2 separate regions of the Homo sapiens genome follow, and region 1 is linked to region 2. The links are chromatin loops, found by intact Hi-C in ENCODE. Cell type or tissue: B cell. All regions are shown on one strand. Each heading gives the region's core, and the rest is flanking DNA. Links, peaks and the distances in the headings are about the cores only. Region 1 overlaps FMN1 (formin 1). Region 2 overlaps FMN1 (formin 1).

Region 1 (10,673 bases), core at 1,314-9,313, 75 kb after region 2:
TTGCTGGTCCTTGGCTTTGATCTGGGGGCACTTTCTCATGAGAGTTCTTCCTAGTCCTCCTCTGTCCCATGTGACAGGCTCCTCCCAGTTTGGTCCCGTTTCAAGGGAAATGAACTGTTTGTCCAGTCACCATCTCTGGGCTGTGTAAACAAGCAGATGGGCAATTAGTGGCTGTGTCAGGGCCTTGGACTGCTGCTGTGCTTGCACAAATGGAGACTCATCACTCATCTTTTGGACTATCGTCGTGCAAGCATGAGATAATGGGGACTGCTGGGCTCTCGAGATTTCTTCATGTTGTTTAGATTTCAGTCTTCGTGTCACAATCCTATTGTTCAAGCGTTCTGGCAACAGCCACTGTCATTCAGCTCATTTGGGAGAAAAAATAATAATTTGGATTCTGTTGCCTTGATTTTTTTCTCATTAAACCATTTTTTAATGAGCAGGAAGTAGGACCAAGGCATAGAGATCTGTAGGGTAATATCTTTCCTTAATTAGCCAAATGCTGACAACAGAGGTCACCCAGTTGCAGGAGATTTTTGCCCTCCCGCTTTAAGCGGGGCTTTAAGCGGGCATGTGTGTTGTACACACAGGCTGGAGGCCAGGAGAGGACAGAGCCTGCAGTCAGGTCACTCGTAACCCCACGGCTGCTGCTGTTTGTGTTTACTTGAGCATTCACTGCGCCTGCTATGTTTTCCTCTTGGATCCAGAATGCCAAGAGGGTCCCTTCAATCTGCCATTTATCTCCTCTTGAGATGCACAGAAATCGGGCACCAGTTGCTCAGTCTCCAGACTGTTCTCAGCATCAGACAATGGCCCTGTGTTTCCTTTGCTCTTTTTCCATACATTGGCCTCACCTCTCCGATTTTTTTTCTTTCTCCCCTTCCGCTTTTAATTTTTTCTCTCTTACCTCGGTTTGAGCGTCTGCCTTCTTTCATAGCTTTCTGTTTTCTCTCAGCATCTCCTCCACCCCCTTATGTTTTCAGTTTCTTGTGACTCGCTCTCCAGATTCCTTCATATTCAGGAATCACTGTCTTTGCCCAACATTGTTGTGAACGTGCCGGCCTTTTATTGTGGTTGTTCATCCCTTTCCCTCTTGCCTTCATTGCTCCCCGAGCCCTCCACCTCAGCCTCCTAAAACCTTTGAAGTTCTTCAGACTGGAAGTGTCTCTGGATCATGCTACATAAATGAGGCAATAGCACTTGGGATCCATTCAGCATGAGGACTGTGGAAATGATAGTCTTTCTCCCATTTTGCCCTAGGATGGGCATCTGTTGATGGGCAAGGAATTAACAGAGAGCACATCCCATTCTCTGTGACCAATCACTACTATTCTTTTTCAGTTGTTCATTCAGCATTTATAAGTTATCTACTATATGTGAGACTCTGAGGAAAAAAAGAAGAATCAGACACTATTCCAGTCTAAAAGACCCTATATATCTGACGCAAAATCTTACTCCACCTTTCAGGAGCATTAGATATAGCTGATCAAATGATGGATTGAAAACTCCTTCTTGCTTTAGGTCCTAACCCTCTTTTGTCTTCTCTCTACTTCATGGGCATTCCTCAATCTCCTAAGCTGGTTCTTCATCTTCCCAATCTCTAAACACAAGAGGGCTTCAGGACTCAGTCCATGAACCCCTTGCCTTATCACTGGGGTTGCTGAGGTGCATAGAACCTTGAGACTTTCTGATGGATCAAGCATATAATAAAGAGACTGAGGGAGACAAGAGAAGTCACTGTCGCCAGAGTTAGATTCACTGCCACCGCCACCCCCAGGAGCCGCCAGAACCCTTATGTCGCCACCACCACCCAGATCCCTGCACCATGACATCAGAGAAGACCTTCAGGCCACACCACACCTTTGAACAAAGAGTAGAAGTTTGACTTCTCCGAGAGCAGCATCCACCCAAAATCTTGGTAGTAACAGAACGATACAAGGCTGAGAAGCAGCTTCCCGTCCTGGATAAAGCAATGTTCCTTGTACTGGACCACATCAACCTGAGTGAGCTCATCAAGATCATTAGAAGGTCCTTCCAGCTCAGTGCTAATCAAGCCTTCCTCCTGGCGGTGAACAGACACAGCATTGTAGCAGAGTGAGAAGGATGAAGATGGATTCCTGTACATGGTCTGTGTCTCCCAGGAGACAATTGGAATGAAATTGTCAGTGTAAAACTGAAAAAAAAAAAATGCATCTATTTTAGAATTTTTAAACCTTTACCAAGGAAAAAATAAAGGAATGTTACCCACTGAGATCGATCAGTTCATCTAATCACAGATCGTCAAACAGTAGTGTTCCCACCTAGGAGTGTCAGGAAGTTGTGTTTGTATTTGAAGCAGAAAACTGGGCTCCAAGTGAGCACGTTCAGCTTTGGAAACTATGTTATTTAACATAGGCTAGCTTGTTTTCAGATTTTAAAAGTTTAAAAAGAAAATACTTTGCATTCTAAAAAAAAAGAGAGAGACTGAGGGAGATGTATGCTCAAGCAATGGGTGTATCCTCTTGTTCTTCACCAAACAAGGGGAAAGTTTTACATTCATTTACATTCATTTTACAAGTTTGTAAGACATATACAGCTTAGGGAGAAAAATATGAAGGCCTCGGTTCTGGGGAGAAAGCATGCGGGCATTTGTAGTACTGAGACTAAAAGTAAGGGGAGAAAGAGTTGCTGAGGTAAAGCTAAGTTAGAATATGAATTATTGCTACTATAAATGACACTAAATAGAACCTGTGAAAAAGGAGAAAATGTGAACTATACTATCCTCCTAAATAAAAGTAAATTATGATACCAAAAGCTTTTAAAAGTTTTGCCATTCCCAAACCGCCATGCAGTTGGCTTTGTGACTTTGGACATTCTCAGAGGGAAGGCATCACCTTTTAGAGTTTGTGAATTTGAATGAGTTTGGGTTTGTTTGGAAGCAGAGCTACATCAGAAATCTAGTCCCTTTCTTCCTAAAAGCACAAGGCTGCTAGTGAGCAGCCTTGTAATCCCAGCTGTGAGCAGTCGCTCACACCTGTAATCTCAGGACTTTGGGAGGCTAAAGTGGGAGGATCACCTGAGGCCAGGAGTTCAAGACGAGCCTGGGCAACATAGGGAGGCCACATCCTACAAAAAATTTTAAAAACTGGCTGGGCCATGATAGCATGCATCTGTAGTCCCAGGTACAGAGAGGCTGAGGTGGGAGGAACACTTGAGCCCAGAAGATTGAGGCTGCAGCGAGCCATGATCATGCCACTGCACTCCGGCCTGGGTAACAGAGTGAGAACCTGTCTCAAAAAAATAATAATAATAAAATAAAAACAGAAAAAGAAGAACAGTGTGAAAGATAATGCATGAAAAGCTCTTTCTTTCTTATTTTCATGACTTTACAAGCTTCACTTTCTGCCTTCCCATTTTGTACCACACAGACATTTACCACTGGGAATCTTCCTTGTCTGTGTCCCAAGGTTATCTGAACACCAAAGTTACACTTAAGAAGGAAAGGTTGTCAACTCAGGAGGATTGAAATAGAATTCCCTTGGAATCACCCCATAACATCTATTTGAAAACAAACCCTTCCAAACCATCACATCATGGAAATCACAGTCCATGGTGAGAAAACTGCCAAGTTTTTGAGGTTGCAACTTAGAACACACACCAAAAAAGTGTGTCTTCATCTCCAAGCATCTTTGGTTTGGAAATTGGGATAATAGGGCATCTGATCAGGCTTCCTCAAAGAATATCCAGTATTTTCCCGGCTTCCGGCAGCAGAAACCTGGTTGGTGGTCTAAGCCAGGAAGAAAAAGATATTTCACTTTGGAAGAGGAAAATAATTCTAAGTTTATTTTTTTAGAGCCACGATTTAGAAAAAATAATAAAATAAGAGATGCCTCTTATTTAAAATCAGTTTTCATTGTATCTGAATAGTCTGCTTTCCCTTGTTCATGAGTATCTGTGATTACGTGGTCAGGCCTGACACGTATCCCAGCTAGGCTGGGTGACATCCCTGTGTCCTGCCCTCTCCTCCAGCTCTTCCTCATGGGCCTGCTCACTAGCAGCCTTGTGCTTTTAGGTAGAAAGGGACTGGATTTTCTGATGTTGCTCTGCTTCCAAACAAACCCAAACTAATTTAAATTCACAAACTCTAACAAAGGTGATGCCTTCCCTCTGAGAGTATCCAAAGCCACAAAGCCAAACTGCAATGGCAGTTTCAGAACAGCAAGACTTTTAAAAGCTTTGGTGTCATAATGTTATCATTTTGAAGGGTTCACCTGAATAAAAGCCTTAGATTTCTCTGTGTGGTGAATATGAAGCACCCATTCTAAAATTAACCAAGGTGATCAGAGGGAACTAGGGCTTCTCCCCTTTAAACAGTGATTCTGTTTTCAAGATCAGTGGAAATAAGAAAAAGATGGAAAACTATTTGTTCAAAGAAAGGTACTACCTAGATTACCTTTATTTTCTCACTTCTTGCTGCTGCTGCCTTGTCTTAGGGAAAAATTGCTGAAAATAATAACGGTGGGAGTAAGAGAAGGCTAAAAGGGAGATGAGTTTCAGCCACATTTGGAGAAAGGAAGAATTAGATGAACAGAGCTTGGATGATGGCAGTCGGTTTCTTTGTTTGGAGGAACTATTAATAGTCTTGATTTAGCCCTTGAGCTCCTGTTTTCTGTCTTTTGTTTGTGTTTTATCTGTCTGATTTTTTCCTCCTTGAGGCAGCTTGAAATGTGAAAGGGCAAGGGAACAGAGCTAACGTAGGGTGGAAACATGGTTATATGTAATTAAGGTCTTACTTCCTCAATTTGCTACTACTGAAGCCCAAGGGAGACCAAGTTCTGTTCCACACACCATGTGAGAGGAAGAGGTTGACTAAGATGAGCTAGGCAGTTTTATCAGCTTGTTGGTCAAGGGATGTAGGATCCTGAGATGGATTCAATATTTTGGTTGATATTAACAGAAATATAATTTTTAATTTTTTTCCAAAGAACCAGACAGAAGTTTAAGAAAAGAGTTTACCATCCAAGAATTTAATTTGCTTTTCATCAGAGTATGACAAAACAGGCATGCTAGGGTCCAGCCTCAACTAACCTGAGTTGGTGAAAGGAAACAGAACTGAATTGGAAATAAATGCCAGGAGGTTCTGAGAATCAGAAAAAATGATGAGAAGGGTCAGGGTGAAGATGACAAAGGGCGATGGTTCTCAAAATCCTGCTGCAGTGTGAGAAGTAGCTGCCTTTTAGTGTAAGGTCTGGGCTTATGGAGGAACCCAAGAGAGTAAGAATGGAGTCAGCAAATTCATATTTAAATGAATATGCCCACATTCCTTTGCCCTATTGATTCCAGAAGTTGAAATTGTGGCCTTTAATGTGTTTAAGCCCTTAGATCATTTGCTAAGAGTTCAGGGGGAAAAAAGCAGCTGGTTCATCTCTGGTATTTTCAGATGGGTTTTCTTTACAGAAGTTACTCATAAGTGGTATTTTCAATGGAGACCTTCAGAAAAAAGATGCTTGGATATCTCATCAGGTTTCAGAGAAGTGTTCAGACTTGTTAACCCTTTTAACTCAGCTAAATGTCCATTAAACCATAAAACAAAGTCCATTACACTTTTGGGCCGGGGACTTGAGTGACTGACTCACTCACCCTGGGATGTTGCTCATCTCCTGTATGGACTAATATTGGGGCTTATTAGATCATGGGGGTCAGAAGGCTCACTTCCTCTGTGCTTGGATGCTGGGGCTGTTTTGATGCTAGTTGGCTTTCTGTGGGTCTTCTCCCTTATCAGTAGAGGATACACCCCACTTCTCCAGATGAGTCCCTTATAAAACAGCTGCTGCTTCATAAGACATTCCCTTAACCCAAGCCCTTTCCTCCCTATCAGTTACACTAATTGAAGATCAAAACCATTTCCCCCCACCTCCCATTACGTATTTTCTACTTATCCTCTAAGAAAAGAATTACAGGTTAGGATTACTCTAGAAGTGGTAGCTGTCAGTAGAGGAATGACATCCTAAAATATGACCATTAGAGACAAGAAGAAATTAGAAAGCTAGCATGCAGTGGGCATTTAATAAACAGCTGCTGGGAGTGGTGGCGGTGGAGAAGAGCAGAGCAGAGGAGGAGGGGAGAAAGGAGGAGTTGTAAAGTGGGAAAAAGGAGCTAACACTTTAGAAGGACAAAATGGCGGCAAAAAAGTCTGTCCCTTGGTTTTCTCCCATTGACAAATCTAAGACTGATGATGTCTACCCTACTTCCTACCTCTCACAAAACAACATTAGAAGGCAACATATTTAGGTAACCCGGGGTCATAAAGGAGAGTTGAAATAGAAGCTTCAGCAAATAACCCCCGTATCATCAGGCCTTGGATTATCAGCAATTCCAAGCACTACCTGAGTCTCCATCTCAAAAAGCTCTTCCTTCTGCTGGCTGGAGTGCAGTGGCGCGATCTCAGCTCACTGCAACCTCCACCTCCCGGGTTCAAGCGATTCCCCTGCCTCAGTCTCCCAAGTAGCTGGGATTACAGGCACTCACCACCATGTCTGGCTAATTTTTTGTATTTTAGTAGAGACAGGGTTTCACCATGTTGGCCAAGATGATCTTGATCTCCTGACTTCATGATCTGCCCGCCTCGGCCTCCCAAAGTGCTGGGATTACAGGTGTGAGCCACCGCACCCAGCCCCCTCTGCCTTGAAAATACTCACAGCATCATCTCAACAGCCAATACACTGAAACCCCTCTCCACACTGAAGCACAGTTGTCTGTGAAGAAAAATTAGGGAAGCCATAGAGGAACAATAGCTCCTTTGCAAATTACAGCTTCATCAGAAGGAAAGTTGAGGCAGGCATATAGTATTTTATTTTATACACCACAAACAGACAACCCCTAGACTTGGAATTCAGAATTAACAAAAGCATTAAATCCATCGGGCTTTGAGAAGGGTCAATGTTTTTTCATATGTCTTCCCTGCTACCATTATTTGCATAACAAATCGCTGCAAAATGCATTCATGTCAGATGTTGGAAATAAACTCTTTGGGGTATAGCTATTTTTAAACAACCCATAGTTATACGGGTGTTTTTAAAACATTCAAAGCCTGAGTTTATGTTTCAAATCATAAGTGATCACAGGAACTCTATATTGTTGGTCTGGTGCTGACCTACAGAACAGAGTCTGAAGTCCCTCAGAAATGATGATGTTTTAAAGAGTTACAAAAGTTCACATTGGCTGTAGATTAAAGCCCTGTATTTCTAGGCAGGTACACAGAAATCCCTGGTGCCAGTTTCTACCTCCACTTTGGAGAGCATTGAACTTTCTTTGCAAATATTCAAAATACTTCCCCACCAGAAGATTTTACTTACTGACACCGGGAACAGGCATCCCCACCCACATTCTTCATCCTTAAGAATCAGAAGTTAGAAAAAAAAAAAAAAAGGCTGCATTCTTTGAGATTATTTGCATGAGTGGATTATTTGTGTCAGTCTCTGAGAGATTATCTTCATAGTCTCTAGTCTACTTGTCCAAGCTTACTATTCCCACAAAAGATTTTTCCTGTGGTCTAGGGAGTCTCATGATTGCCTCCCTGGACCTATGCAATACCAACCTCCCCACCCCACACACACTTTCCTCCCCTGCAGCCTCTGCAAAGCCCTGGCTCCTGGGGCTCCTTGAGCTTGGACTGCCAGCTCCACTTCCCGTGTTCTAGGCAAGCAGCAAATACCCTTCAAAACTGCCATCAAGCCCCACCTGTTTTATAAAAACTTCCCAAGCTTCCATGATATGTGCGTTATATTATTAGCAACGGTATTAGCCAGGTGCCTGTATTCCCAGCTACTCGGGAGGCTGAAGCAGGAGAATCACTTGAATCCAGGAGGTGGAGGTTGCAGTAGCCGAGATCATACCACTGCACTCCAGCCTGGTTGACACAGCGAAACCCTGTCTCAAAAAAAAAAAGTAAAAATAATATTAGCTAACATTTATTTAATACTCTCAGCCAAGTTTGATACTAAGTAATATCTCATTTCTCATTGAATAAAAAAACCCTTGAGGAAAGCACTATTATTATCTCCATTTTACAAAGGAGGAAATTGAACTCAGATGGGCTGGATCTATGTGACTTAAAGGAGGACCTCAATCAGGACAGGTTAAGAATCCAGCATGGGGGTTTGGTGCCTTGGACTAGAGTGGTTGAGTAAGTGGCGGGAGATTATAGTGGTGGGGGGTGTTTGGAGGATACAAACCACTAGACTTTTTGGTGGCTTGGATCCTGCCCTCCCGATCTGAAAGGTTACATTTCATCCCGTCTTTAGATGTCATTTGCACTACTTGAACACTCCCCAGGGCCCTCGCTGCTCCTACCCCTAATTGATTTCCACCTTTCTTCATATGTGAGTTCACATGATGACGTCTCCTCGGACAGGGAGGGCTTTTCTTACATATACTCCTGGGAAAATTAGGTTTCTACTCAATAATATAACTGCCCCTCTTTCTGTTACCTCTGTGGCACTTCTTTCAATTTTTAAATATTTGAGAAATTACTTAGCTGATACGAGAGGGAAGATGTCTATTTCACACTTTATTTATAGTATCCTCTTTACTTACCATGCAGTGGTACTCAGTGAAATACAGGTTGAAGCTGTCCAAAAAAGGAAAGAATTTAAAGGAGTTCCTCCTCATTTAGATCATAAATGGAATGGAATTCCTTCATAAAAGCAAATTCATCTAGAGGTGAAAACAGGACTCAAAAAGGAAAATTAAACTATTTCAACCACTATCTCACCAAAAGAACAACTCCAAAAATGTGATCTGGAGGGAAAAACAATCAAACTAATGAAGAAGAGAAGACAATGAGTCAGGAGTGACTATCCCTTACAATAGGGGTGATTATTTTTAAAAATCTGTCTTTATCTAATGGTCAGTGGCACTCAGTTATATGGCCAGACACAAGAATTAGAAGATTTTAATCTCCTGTCATTTGTTATTTCATATCCAATAACTTCATTTACTTTTTTTTTTTTACTTTATTTTTGGTCTTTGGCCTTCCAGATCCCCCAAATTTTGGATAGCCTGAATGTGGGATGATCCTGTATTCAGAGAAGTGAATTTCCCTTCACTAGTCCATTTGCTTTTAAAAATAAAGAAGACATTAAAATGAGTTGCAGATATAAGTAATCCTTATTTAGTTATTTTGCTTTCTCAACCAGCATAAGGTCTCTACATAAGGACAAAATTTGGATTCAGTACCTCCTAACTCTGCCACGTGGGAGAAATGTGTCCCCCCTCATTTCTGTGTGGGTATTTGTCTAAATCTTGTCTCCCTTCCCACTACTGAGGTCTCACAACTTGAAGAGTTCTATCTAGATATAGAACATGGTTATATATGCTGGTAACAAAATAGTTGTAACTATTTTCCTCACTCACGAATCTTACCCTTTAAACAGGTAAAAGAGTGATTTACATGGATTGGCAGGAGTCAGAGAATCCTTATTGCTTTTGTAAGCTGAGACAATATGCCCAGTCCATACCAACACCAAATAAGGTATCTTGGAATGTGATTGCATCCATATGCTTTCAGCTCATGCAATATAGGCACAGAGAACCAATTTTAGGAAACTGGCCTCAAAGGAAGGCACGGGCTCTTGATTAGATTCCCACCATTCTACTCCAGCAGCCACATATAGAGCCCTTAATATTAATTTTAATGTAAGTTGGAGGAAATTTTCCAATCTTTGAAAACTATCTTTCACCCCCCTCTCCTGGGGGCCTGTGTTATTCACCAGCTAGAAACACTAGCAGCTGGAAGCAGAAGATGGCTTGTCTAGTCCTCCTGGATGCATGCATTTAAAGAGCTGTAAGGTTGACAGAACTTTCGCCGGAGCGCATGTTTTTAACTTAGTAGGAATAATAGCTTGGTCTCATAAACTGTTGTGCCATCTTAGATTATATATTGCATGGCAAATTTTTGTTATTGGGTATTTGTCTAGTTACATCAATATTAACTAGAGTAGACCTTGAGAAAGCAGAGAAGGAAATTTTGCTTCATTTGGGCTGGAGTTTTGCTATCCAGTTTCTGAGTTCTTGCACATTGCATTTTGAGTCTGTGACCAAATGACCTGCCTCTTGCTCCAAGTAAACAAATACTGACATTCTTGCCATCCACCAGTGTCTTTCCTCTAGGGGATGACAAAACATTCGATGTGTAGCAAATATACATAGGTGCCAGCAGATAAAGAGTTTTGCCTTAGGTCATCTACCAGGAAATATTATATTTTACCTACCTATCTCCCTGTTCACTGGGAGGAATTCTGAAATCCTTAAGTAAAAGACGTTGAAACTACTAACGTGTTCCTTTGTTGTATCAATATTTCTAGTAGTCGGAATGTATGCTTTCTATTCCCAGTAATTTTATTAGGTTACTAAAAAAATATGATTTGGTTAAGAGGGAACATGAGCCAAGTGGTAGGGCTAAATCCCTTCTTCTGTCTGAGTCGTGACAATATTTTAACCGCAAATGTTTATCTTTCATCCTCAGGGGAGATGAGTAGCCTCTTTTTTGAATCATCCTCTGCAGAGTGCAGTAGATGCAAAGCAGTACTATTATCCAAATTGTTAGCTCTTACAGCCAAGCTAGAGTCTATTCACTGTTACAAAAACCCAGTGAGAAAAAAAAAAAACATGCTAAATGATAAAGAATTACAAAA
Region 2 (10,673 bases), core at 1,881-9,880:
CCTAAACATTTTGTGAGCCTATTATCTGCTGCTTCTAGCTGGAATGTTTTGTATCCTTCCAGTTTACGTTCACTGGCACGTATTGCATACTTACAAATTGTCATTGCATGGATGAATTTAGCTTAATTATTGGTGATTAATAGATTAGTGTTTTCAGTGTCTGCCTAAAGCAATATAATAGTTGAACTTTTACTCAACATTTTTCCTAAGGAGATACAGCTATTTAAAACTTTTTTGAATAAGGAAAGATATTTTCCTTATTCATTCCCTAATAATGAGAAAACTCATCTTTGAAGTTAATTATTTTTGTTAGGGAGTATTCAGGCAAGCGGTATAATCTACACCGAGTGTGTGAGTTGGGGGCACAATTATGTAACTGCTGGCCAAACCTTGATTTTTGGACAGGGTCAAATTGGGAAGAAGCAAACAACCATGATTCAGATACATGCCTTATAAGGCTGTGCCCCTTTAGAGGCTCTCTGGTTTCTTTTTAAGACCCTATGTTCTCTTTGTCAAGAAGCTTTTCCTCCCATCAGCAGGACTCAGTCTTCAGGAGTCGTATGGTATAATTATACCCACAAACATCTATGTTATACATGCTACACCCCTGGTACCATGCTGGGAGACAGTTATCAAGATGCTTAAGAAATCAACTGCTGACTGCAAGGCTTTCACAGTCTACTGGGAGAAGGAAACAGTTATGCAACATACCACAGATTCTTAAAGTATACCATCTTCACCTTATGTAAAATATGAGAGAGGTACCATGGCAGAGGAAAAGATTGAGGACTTAATGATGTGAGGGTCAAAGGATGTCCTTCCAGGGCTTTGACCTCTGTGCCATGGAGAGATGAAGAAAGGGAGGAAGCCATGGCATGTTCAGGAATGGGGAAGGACACAGGGTGACTGGAACCCATGGTGCATGGAGAACATGGTAGGAGATGAGTTTGGAAGTGTAATTGAGGCGAGGCAGGGAATGAGCTTAACAACCAGGCCAAGGAGTTTAGACTTCGCCGAGTGTTTAAAGGAAGATATTGGAGGTATGTTAAGCATCACAGTAAAATTTTGAAATCCATGTTTTTAAAAAGTAACCTTGGTACAATGAAGGATGGATTGATGAGAAATATTGAAATTATAGATAAAAATATGATAATACAGACTTGGAGGTACCTGGCATTTCCCTTAAGACACTTGATCCATTATTTTTTGTAATTAGAGTTCTGTGTCATAGACCTTTCCTGTTAATAATGCTTTCTGAAGTTGGGTCTTGAGTGGGGTTTTAAAGGACTGGAAGGGTTTCCTAGTAACCGCGATCAGAAACACCTAAGAATTCGGGAAGGTTGCATTTACAGCACAAATCACTCAGTAGTTGTAGTTTTCTTTCTCTAACTCTTTCCAGATGTTAAAGGGGATAAGGCATTAACAAGCATTAAAACACATTTACAATGTATATATTTGAAATCATGATAGTAATAGCTCATATATACCATTTTGGGCTTATACCATGTTCTACGTGCTATGCTAAGCATATATCTTACCTCACTTAATATTTTCACTAAGTGGTATTAGAGCTGTTTTATAGATATGCTGAAGCTCAGAAAATTTAACATGTCAGGATCACACAATGAGTAAATTTTGCTCTGTCCATGATAGTCACCTTGATTTTTTTTTTTCTATACCTTGAATGTGTTCCTTCAGAAAAAGAAACTTGTCTTTGCAGTTACCTCTCCCTGGGACGTTATTCTCCAAGATAGCCACAAAACTGATCTCTGCAGGTCTTCTCTTAAATGTCACCTCCCAAAGAAGCCTTCCTTGAGCCTTCTGTCTAATGTTGTACATTTCTCTGTTTTACTTTCTTCATAGTAAATTGTTATCTGAAATTATGTATTTACTTGTTTATTTTCTGTCCCCAGACTGGGATATAAATTTCATGAGATTAATTAAGTACTTTGCACTTCTAACTTAAAAATCCACAGTATTTAGAACAGATCCTGTACACATCCAACAAATACTTATTCAAGGGCTGGATGGAGGAATGAATGAATCCATGTCTTCAGAGCCCATGGTTGTTCTCAGTCCCAACCTCTCTGGGTGTTATTTTTCTGCTACTGAACACACTGGAAGGGGCACAGCTGACAATACCATCTGAGGAACTGTGTGCCTGGGCCCCAGACTGATTAACTTTTAAAAACTGAGTATTTACTTACTAGGAAAAGAAACTCACAGGTCATTCTCTTTCTCATTAGTTAAGATTATTTGATTATATCTAAGCTTGTAATATATAGTTACCCAGGATGCATGATTAGTTAACATGTAAACATTTTTGGTAGATTATTGTTTAGAATTTGACCTTTTCTTATGCGCTCATGTTGGTTGATTTTTGTGAGAGAATACTGAGATTTACATAAAATAGACATTGTTTCTGGCTATTTTGGTTTTCAACGCACTAGACATTTAAAAATGCCTGTTGTGTCTGACAAATTAGTGGATTTATGTGATCTCCACACACAAAATAACAGTCTTGAGAGGACAAATCCTTTCTTTCTGTCCTTAAACTGCATTTTTCTTTACTGGTTTCACATTGGCCTTTGTGGATGTGTGATGTTCCTTTGTCTTGGTGGAATCTGAGGTGACTTACTTTGACTCTAGCATATTAACCTCCTCTTTTCTCTCTGTTCCATGTATCTAGGAATAGCTTGCTGATTAACCCCTAAGTTTGAGAAGGTGGCCTGCAAAGGAATTTTAAGTACATTTCTTGCTGTTCTGTGAGGTTCCATGATCTTAGCTCAGTTAATTTTAGCTTTGTTAAAATTGTATGAAAGGGTTCATGTGATTCTAAACCACAGAAGAAGCAAAATACCTCAAAAACAACCTGCCCCTTACCTTGGTCCCCACCTTCCCAAAAACCATGGTGTAATGCAAATGAACAGAATAAATAGTTGACGAGCAAAATTTTAAGGCATTCTAAGTATCACTGGTTGGTTTAATAAAATTAATTAGCCTGCCACGGAGAAAATTTACTAGCGTGCTGGTTAATTTCACAATGTAAAGTCAGGGAAGGGAGGTAGGGTTGAGGGAACAAACCTTATTAGTTTTGAATAATTATTTAAAGATGTGGACCTGCTTATTTCAAACACTTCGATAGCCAAATCCATTAAGGATTTTAAGTCTCAATTTTTGCATCCCAGTATCTATGGGAAGGTACCTCTCTAGATGAAATCATAAGCATATTAGTTAACGGCTAAATTAATCTTAAATAATACAGAACAAGTAGAATCCTAATAAAGCCATGGGAATGAGAGCCTGCCTGAAGACTGGCTCATGGGAGGTTTCCATAATCTTAATTTGCTATTGATGCAATTATTGTTTTTTCTTGTCTTTTTAATCCAAACAAGATGTTGGCAGTGGCCACGGAAAGGTGCCTGAAATCACATGCCTGAATTCATTTAATTTGCCAACATTGTCTTTTTTCTCTCTTTCTTTCTGGTAATGGGCAAGAGTCAGTTCTGGTGCATTAGGTACTAAATCTCTTCAATTACCATCGGGAAGAAAGATTTAAAATTGTGCTTCAAACCTACAAACTGATTTAGTTTTAAAGCACAAACACTTCTCCTGTGGAGCCTAAATTAAACTGCAGAAAGGACTCAGAGCCTGAGGAATTAAACAAGGCAGAGCCAAGGCTCAGGCCAATGATAGGAACCATTTTGGTTTCTTTCATTTGAGACCCCTGGTGCGAAAGGAAGGGGAGCAGAGAGGCACAGCTTGTGTAAGAAAACGCAATACTCTGTTAATTGCTTGGAAGCTGGATGTGGAGTAAACATTGGTGCAGGGGACCTAATCAAATCCCTTATCCTCTTTTCTTTTTGGGTGCTTGGCAGCCATTTTCAATGTGGATGACTCCGTGGTTGATCTGGAGACCCTGGCAGCCTTATATGAAAACGTGAGTGTCAAAGACTTACAGAGCTAGTATTTCCATATTTATCTTCTACCTGAGAAATGACTGAGCTGTTCATGTTCTTTGGTAGTAAGGGTTTTGACGTGGCCTGGAAGAGATTAAGGCATAGAAACACAAGCTTGAATGGGAGTGGATGTGAGAAGCACTAGATTCCTGACTCCCACTGTGGTATCTGGGCTAGCAGATCTCATTGCACACTTGCAAGGCAGGGCATCTCAGGTGGACACCATTTACGTGCCCTGGAACCCAGTCCTGTCACTTGCTGGCCAAGTGAATGAAGGTAAGCTGCCTACTGAAATGATAGCGTGCACTGGTGTCTACTTCTGAAGAATGGGACTGCTAATACCAGCTTGGATGATTACTCTTAGTCCAAATGAGTTGATGATATTGAATGTGGGAAGGTGTGTAGAATGGTAGGTATGTGTTTTGGATTTAGAATGAGACAGTCTTAGGTTTGAGGTCCAGCTGTGTCTACCATTGCCTGCTAAGTGACCTTGGGCTAGTTACTTAAACTTCTTAATCCCGTTGTGATCATCAGTATAGCGGGGATTATAGTAGGCTCTGATTTTTTTTTTTTAGTCAAATGAGGATTTAATATATGTAGCAGTAGCAATGTATTTTGAAAGTCAACAGGACTGTACACATATAAGGTTTTTGATTTGGGTTTTAAGTGGACATAACCAGCAGAATTGTCAGGCTCTCTTGAGAAGACAACACAGGAGAGTCAGAATTCCCATGATTGTTCATTGTTTTGGTTCACTGACTGTTAGGCTACAAAAACATAGATTGAACCACATTCTCTTAAGTAATGGTATTTCCCAGGAAGCTGTCTAGGGCTCTATAGTGTACTGTGGTCACCAGTTCAAAAGATGATTCGTTTCATATTTATGTCCCCTGGGACCTTAAGTTTCTTACAGAAGATTTCCATAGTCTAATAGTCTAGGCTTGGTGGCATCACCAATTCCTTGCTCATTTTCACATCTTTATATGTATCAGGAGCTACTTAGTACAAGTGGGTCGGAACTTCTCACGTTTCCACTAGTAAAGCTTTCGTTAATAAACCAGAAAGTACACAAATACCAGGCCATTGGGAGCTAATTATGCACTTGAATACTTGGAGGTCAGCAAGGTATAGAGGCAGAAAGAGGGAGTTCCAAGTCTGAAGCTCTTTAACAGTTGCTTAGTACAAGCCTCAGTGGAATAATCTGTAAAATGAGGATACAGTGGTTCATGTTAAAGAACTTTGTCAAAGGCAGTACCTTCCAGATGCTTTGTGTTGTTACCATGAGCTCAGGACTAAGCACATGGTTGCCGCTTGTTAGCTCACAGTAGAGATAAGCTTCATTCAACTGAAATAGTTGGATAAATTGAGAAAGTAAGTGACTCAATGCCAAAATAAGTGGTACAGACAATGAGTGCTTACGAAATTTGGAAAAAGGGACGTTGTTGACTAGAAATGAAAGAGCTGCGAGTTCATATAATTTAGGGCTGTTCTAAGAGTAAGGAAACAAATTCTAAGAACAATATTCCCCCAGCCTCCTTACAGAGGAAGAGATGGGGGATTCAAAAGTAGAGCTCAAATAGCTGTACTTCTGTGTCCAGCTGCGTGTACTTGTTAGGTCCATTTGCATTGAATCTCAAACTTGAGCATGCATCAGAATCACCCAGTGGGCTTGCATCCCCCCACCCCCACCCACACCCCAAGTTCTTGTGTCTAGGGTGGGCCAATAATTTGCATTTCTGACAAGTGACAGGTGATGTTGTTGATGCTGCTAGTCTAGGAACCACACTTCGAGACTTTGAGACCCACTGCCATAGCCAGAGTCTCACTTCCCTTTTTTTTTTTTTTTTTTTTGGTTTTGTTTTCTATTTTGATACAGAGAGCCCAAGAGGATGAGCTGGTTAAAATAAGAAAGTATTACGAGACATCCAAAGAAGAAGAACTGAAGCTGCTGGATAAACCTGAGCAGTAAGGATACTTAACATTTTTCTGTTAGGCCAAAAGGAGAACTGCAATTTCTGTCTTCTTGTCTCCCAGCTCAGAATAACCAAATCTAAATGTGCAGCCAGCTAAATCACAACACCGTCATTCCTGTGACCTGTTGCATGCAGCAGGATGACCCTGCTGCCGGGAAAAGCAGCGCTGAGATTTGTGCTGTTGGATACAGTGTGTCTCACCCCCCTCCCCCACCCCAAGAGACTCCCCTTTCTTTTTCTAGCAACTTGTTAATTCCTCCTAGACTAAACAATTTGACCAAAAGGGTAACTGAGGAAGGAAGAAGGCATTGTTCTGTTTAAGGTTCTCTTGATGAAGTTAAAAAGATGATATCAGAGTCACAGAATTCAAGTTTATTTTCCTAAAGGTCATATCCAGTAAGTGCAGCCTGAATGTGCTAGCTTTTCCCCAAACTTCTCCACCTGCTCTGCCCAAATGTGGCTTTTTCTCACCCTCACTCTGTACATGCTTGTTTTTCTCTCCAGTCACTATCTATGGCTGCTTGCTCTGTTGTTTGTGATGCCGTTCCATAGGCTTTGAAGACCCAGAACTCCGGGGTGTAACTGAGTGACTCTTGGGGTCTCGAAGCCATAGATAAGCTCCCGGGGCTCTGCAGCCCCACGACCCTGCCCAGCTTTCCAGGGCTTAGGACTCTGTGAGACTGTAAAATGGGTTCAGAGGACCTGTGTCCTCTGACACAGGTTCAGAGGGCCTCTTTTGCCTGTTGCTACCTTGAATTTTTTTTGTCCAGTTCAGGCCAACCCTCTCAATCTAGAGATGAGGCAAGTGTAGAAAATGAAGCAGAAATGGAGCTATCAGATCAGGGTTACCAGTCAGCCCTAGAAACTTCCAAGGTTCTCCGGCTTGCACTGGAGTTCCATGCCTTGTCCCTTGGGTCCTCTAGAAACGGGTCCCCAACCCCTGGGCCACAGACTGGTACCAGCCCATGGCCTGTTAGGAACCAGGCCACACAGCAGGAGGTGAGTGAGAGACAAGCCGGCATTACCACCTGAGCTCCGCCTCCTGTCAGATCAGCAGCAGCATCAGATTCTCATAGGAGCACAAACCCTATTGTGAACTGCGCATGTGAGCGATCCAGGTTGCACGCTCCTTATGAGAATCTAATGATTATCTGTCACTGTCTCCCATCACCCCCAGATGGGACCATCTAGTTGCAGGAAGCTAGAGGGACCATCAGGGCTCCCACTAATCCTAGATTATGGTGAGTTGTATAATTATATCATTGTATGTTACAATGTAATAATAATGGAAATAAAGTGCACAATAAATGTAATGTGCTTGAATCATCTTGAAACCATCCCACCTCCAACCCCAACCCCTGGCCTGTGGAAAAATTGTCTTCCTCGAAACCGGTCCCTGTGCTAAAAAGGTTGGGCACAGCTGCTCTAGAATACCTCAGTCCCCATGGATGCCTGGACATTTAGACTCAGGAAAACATCTTAAATGGCTGAGGATGGGAGTTGGGAAGAGAATTCTGGGTTTACTCAGTTGACGACAAACCTACATGATGGTTCTGGGAACCTTGGATGACTTGCTCTCACATGGAGCATGGTCCAGGATCCCCCCTCAAAGTAGGTTTCTAAAGCCTAGGAATATTGTGAATCAAGTCAAGTGAGGTTCCCTTGCTGTCTTGTTCCACTGACTTGAGACACCTTCCTTACCAATCCCTACCCTCAACTGATCCTATAGTTTATTTCCAAGTCATATTTCCTATTATAACAAATGAATCCCTCTTACGGTGCTAATGACTGAAAGTAAAGTGATTAATAATGGGCTGTTTCAACACTGAAAAGGCCATTTGGTTGTATTGGGGCACAGTGGGCATATCAAAGCACTTGGGTAGTGCTGGTTATACCAAGTTACACAGTAATATTCTCCTCTAAGCCTGGAGTTGGCAAACCTTTCCTGTAAAGGACTAGATAGTAAGTCTTTTAGGCTTTGTGGCTTACGGGATGTTACAAATATTCAAGTCAGCCATTGCTGTGCCAAAGCAACCACAGGCAGTATATAAACAAATGGGTATCGCTGTGCCCCAATGACATTTTACTTATGAACACTGAAATTTGAATTTCATGTCATTTTTACATGTCATAAAATGTTGTCCTTCTGTTGACTCTTTTTTCAACAATTTAGAAACGTAAACATCGTTCTTTTAATTCATGGGCCATACAAAAACAAGTGGTGGCCTGGTTTTGGCCTGTGGGCTGCAATTTGCCAACCCCTTAACCACCGAGCAGCCCTTGTTCTAAGCTATGGGAATGGCTGATCCGGTGAAATGAACAGGCAGGGAGAGATCATGCGTTTCTGCTACTGTCCTAATTATTGTTCTAATTGCCGGGACTTAGATAATGGTAGCAGGTAATTAACACACAACTTACTCTTGTTTTCTCTACTGATGATCTAGATAGAAAAGCATTTTTAATGTTTATAAATGGTCATTGTAATGGCTTCGTGAACACGCAAACCCAGCAAAAAGGACTGTCATGCTGTGCTGGTGAGGTGACTTGCCTGGGCTCAGTTGCGGGAGGGTGAGGCACGGATAGATGGGGGCCTTCAGACCTGGGTGCATTTCACCTTTGCTACCAACCTCCTGCACAAACCAGCATTTGTTTGATTTATGCCACTCTGATTCTCTGGCAACTTATTTGCCATTAACTCCAAGTGAGTCGACTATAAGCATGTTTTACATACTGGAAAATATGAATCATTTATAGTTTTAACGTTGCAGTTTCCTAAGAGCCCTGTGGTGCCCAGTCCTATAAATCAGAGCATGGAGAGGCTGGCCTCATCACTCACCTCATCAACTCTCTTACACTCCAGTGCCAGATTTAGAAAGCCATTGCCCACAGAGGTGTCATCTGTTTGGGACCAGGCTGTCTGAGAACCACTCCCTCTAGGGATGGCCGTTGACTCTTATGCTGCCGGGTAATGGTTGTGAGGTGAGGCTCTACTGGGTTTGATTAGGCCTGGTACACACTTCTCATGGCCTAGGGTGAGAACACTATACACAGTCTATTGTGATTTTCATGAAGGTCCACAGCTGCCTTGGGGCCCCCACACAGTAGACTCTGTTAGTGTAATCCTCCATCGAAGAATGCAGGTTGCAACATTCAGTTATGCTATGTGTATCGCCTATGTGCACATACACCTTAGGTGATACCATTCAGAAATTTAGGGATAATAAATCAAATGTTAGTCTCTTAAAAACATGAGCCACATTGCTTCATTCCACCCGTCAGCTGAGTTGCTGCTGTAGATGTGTAACCCAAATAATGTGAGACACAGAACGTCTTTCATATATTAGAAGCTGAAGTTGCAGTCCTTCCTAGAAGTATTAGCCTACATTGGAGAAAGAAGGGAAGGATCCCTCATTTGTGGCTTCTTTTGGGAATATTTAGTCTTCTTTCTTACTGAACCTAGAATGTAAAGTTAGACTAGCCCAAAAGGAACTCAATCCATAAATATTCAGAAGTACCAAGGCCCAGTGTCCAAGATCCCATGCTTGGGAATATTTAAGAGAGTTACTGTGTTTGCTCTTGTGGGTAGAGGATAAAACAGTAATGGGGCAGGGCAGGGGAAGAGAAGCTATTTGTCAGATGCTTGCTTCACAGCCTTCAAAGTAACCCATACCTCTGGTAGCTTAGCAGATAAATAAGAGAGGAGCTATGGTGCTCCTTGCATGGCTGTTTTTGGATGGCAAGGGTCATAAAACTCTATTTTTTTCCTCCAAATTTGCTTCTTTATTATTTTGTATTTTCGCTATACCCAATATCCACGCCAAAACTGCAAAGTCATCCTGGACTCTTCACAACATCTCTTAGGAGTAGGTTGCTCTGGGTCTTGTTACCTTAGCAGCTTCCTCATCCATTTGCCCCTCTCCATTCACACTGCAAGCCCCTCTTACCTTTCCTCTTGGAAGATTACAGCTGTGGTCTAGGAGGTCTCCCAGCCTCAAATTTCCTCTCCCATCCAATCAGCTGAGCTGCTGCCATGGAGATTTTCTACAACAAAAAGCAGAAACTGTCACCTTCCTGTTTAGAACCCTTCATTCGTTCAGAAGTTTAAACCCTGTATTTTAGAATACAGAACACAATTTTAGCATCTGCCTTCTACTCACTTCCCCCACAGATACCATTCAGCCTATCTGGGCTCTCCCGGCAGTTTCTCACATGTTGTGCGTGAGCATCACAGGGCTCCGGGGACCCTAGCTGACAATGTTCCCCCCATGACACTTGAGTGTCCTGCATTTGCTTTCCTAGCTCCTCTTCTGGATCCATCACCGAGAGCACTCATTCACACTCCACAGTAATTGTTGGTTTACTTCTCAGATTATCAAGATGGGACTGTAGATTAAGCTCTGTTCTCAGATCTTCGCATGGTCCCTGACACACTGTAAATGCCTCATACATTCCTAAAGGACAGACTGACATTCTTGGTGACTGATCTTCTAGTATGAATTTTCAAGTCTTTCCAAAAGTAATGTAAAATTATGATCTTTTCTCCCCCCTCCAACTCTTCGTATGGGTTGCAGACCCTTCTGCTTAAAGAGGACATTGGAACATTTAAGATTCTTTAAGAGCTTTTCCAGTGCAAGCCCTAACCCCAGAAAGGCTTTAATCCTAGAGAGCCTTGCAATTCTATCCTACCCTTTCTTGCGTAACATACATTGATAAGACTATGGTCTTGTCGCCTCATATTGGT

What was found. A loop is a pair of places that touch in the nucleus more often than their neighbours do. Peaks named below come from ENCODE experiments on the same cell type or tissue, not always from the same donor. Only the 100,000 strongest peaks of a DNase experiment are listed, where the experiment ranks them.
Region 1: a loop joins it to region 2, with 7 times the contacts of the local background. A loop is called at or near these places in 2 of 110 quality-filtered maps.

Annotation. Positions count from the first base shown.
Region 1 is chr15:32,828,479-32,839,151 of GRCh38, reverse strand. All of the region lies in intron 17 of FMN1 (formin 1), which reads left to right. It also overlaps the pseudogene LOC107984761. Among named protein-coding and RNA genes, the nearest start is that of GREM1-AS1, 110 kb to the right of the region's middle. In B cell, for the core only: no CTCF peak of the experiment used is centred there; a DNase peak (open chromatin) is centred at 4,791; H3K27me3 peaks cover 25 bases.
Region 2 is chr15:32,903,741-32,914,413 of GRCh38, reverse strand. It overlaps FMN1 (formin 1), which reads left to right. Exons shown (of 21, transcript NM_001277313.2): 11 at 3,879-3,940; 12 at 5,836-5,924. Among named protein-coding and RNA genes, the nearest start is that of GREM1-AS1, 190 kb to the right of the region's middle. In B cell, for the core only: no CTCF peak of the experiment used is centred there; a DNase peak (open chromatin) is centred at 5,783; H3K4me3 peaks cover 1,673 bases; H3K27ac peaks cover 1,376 bases.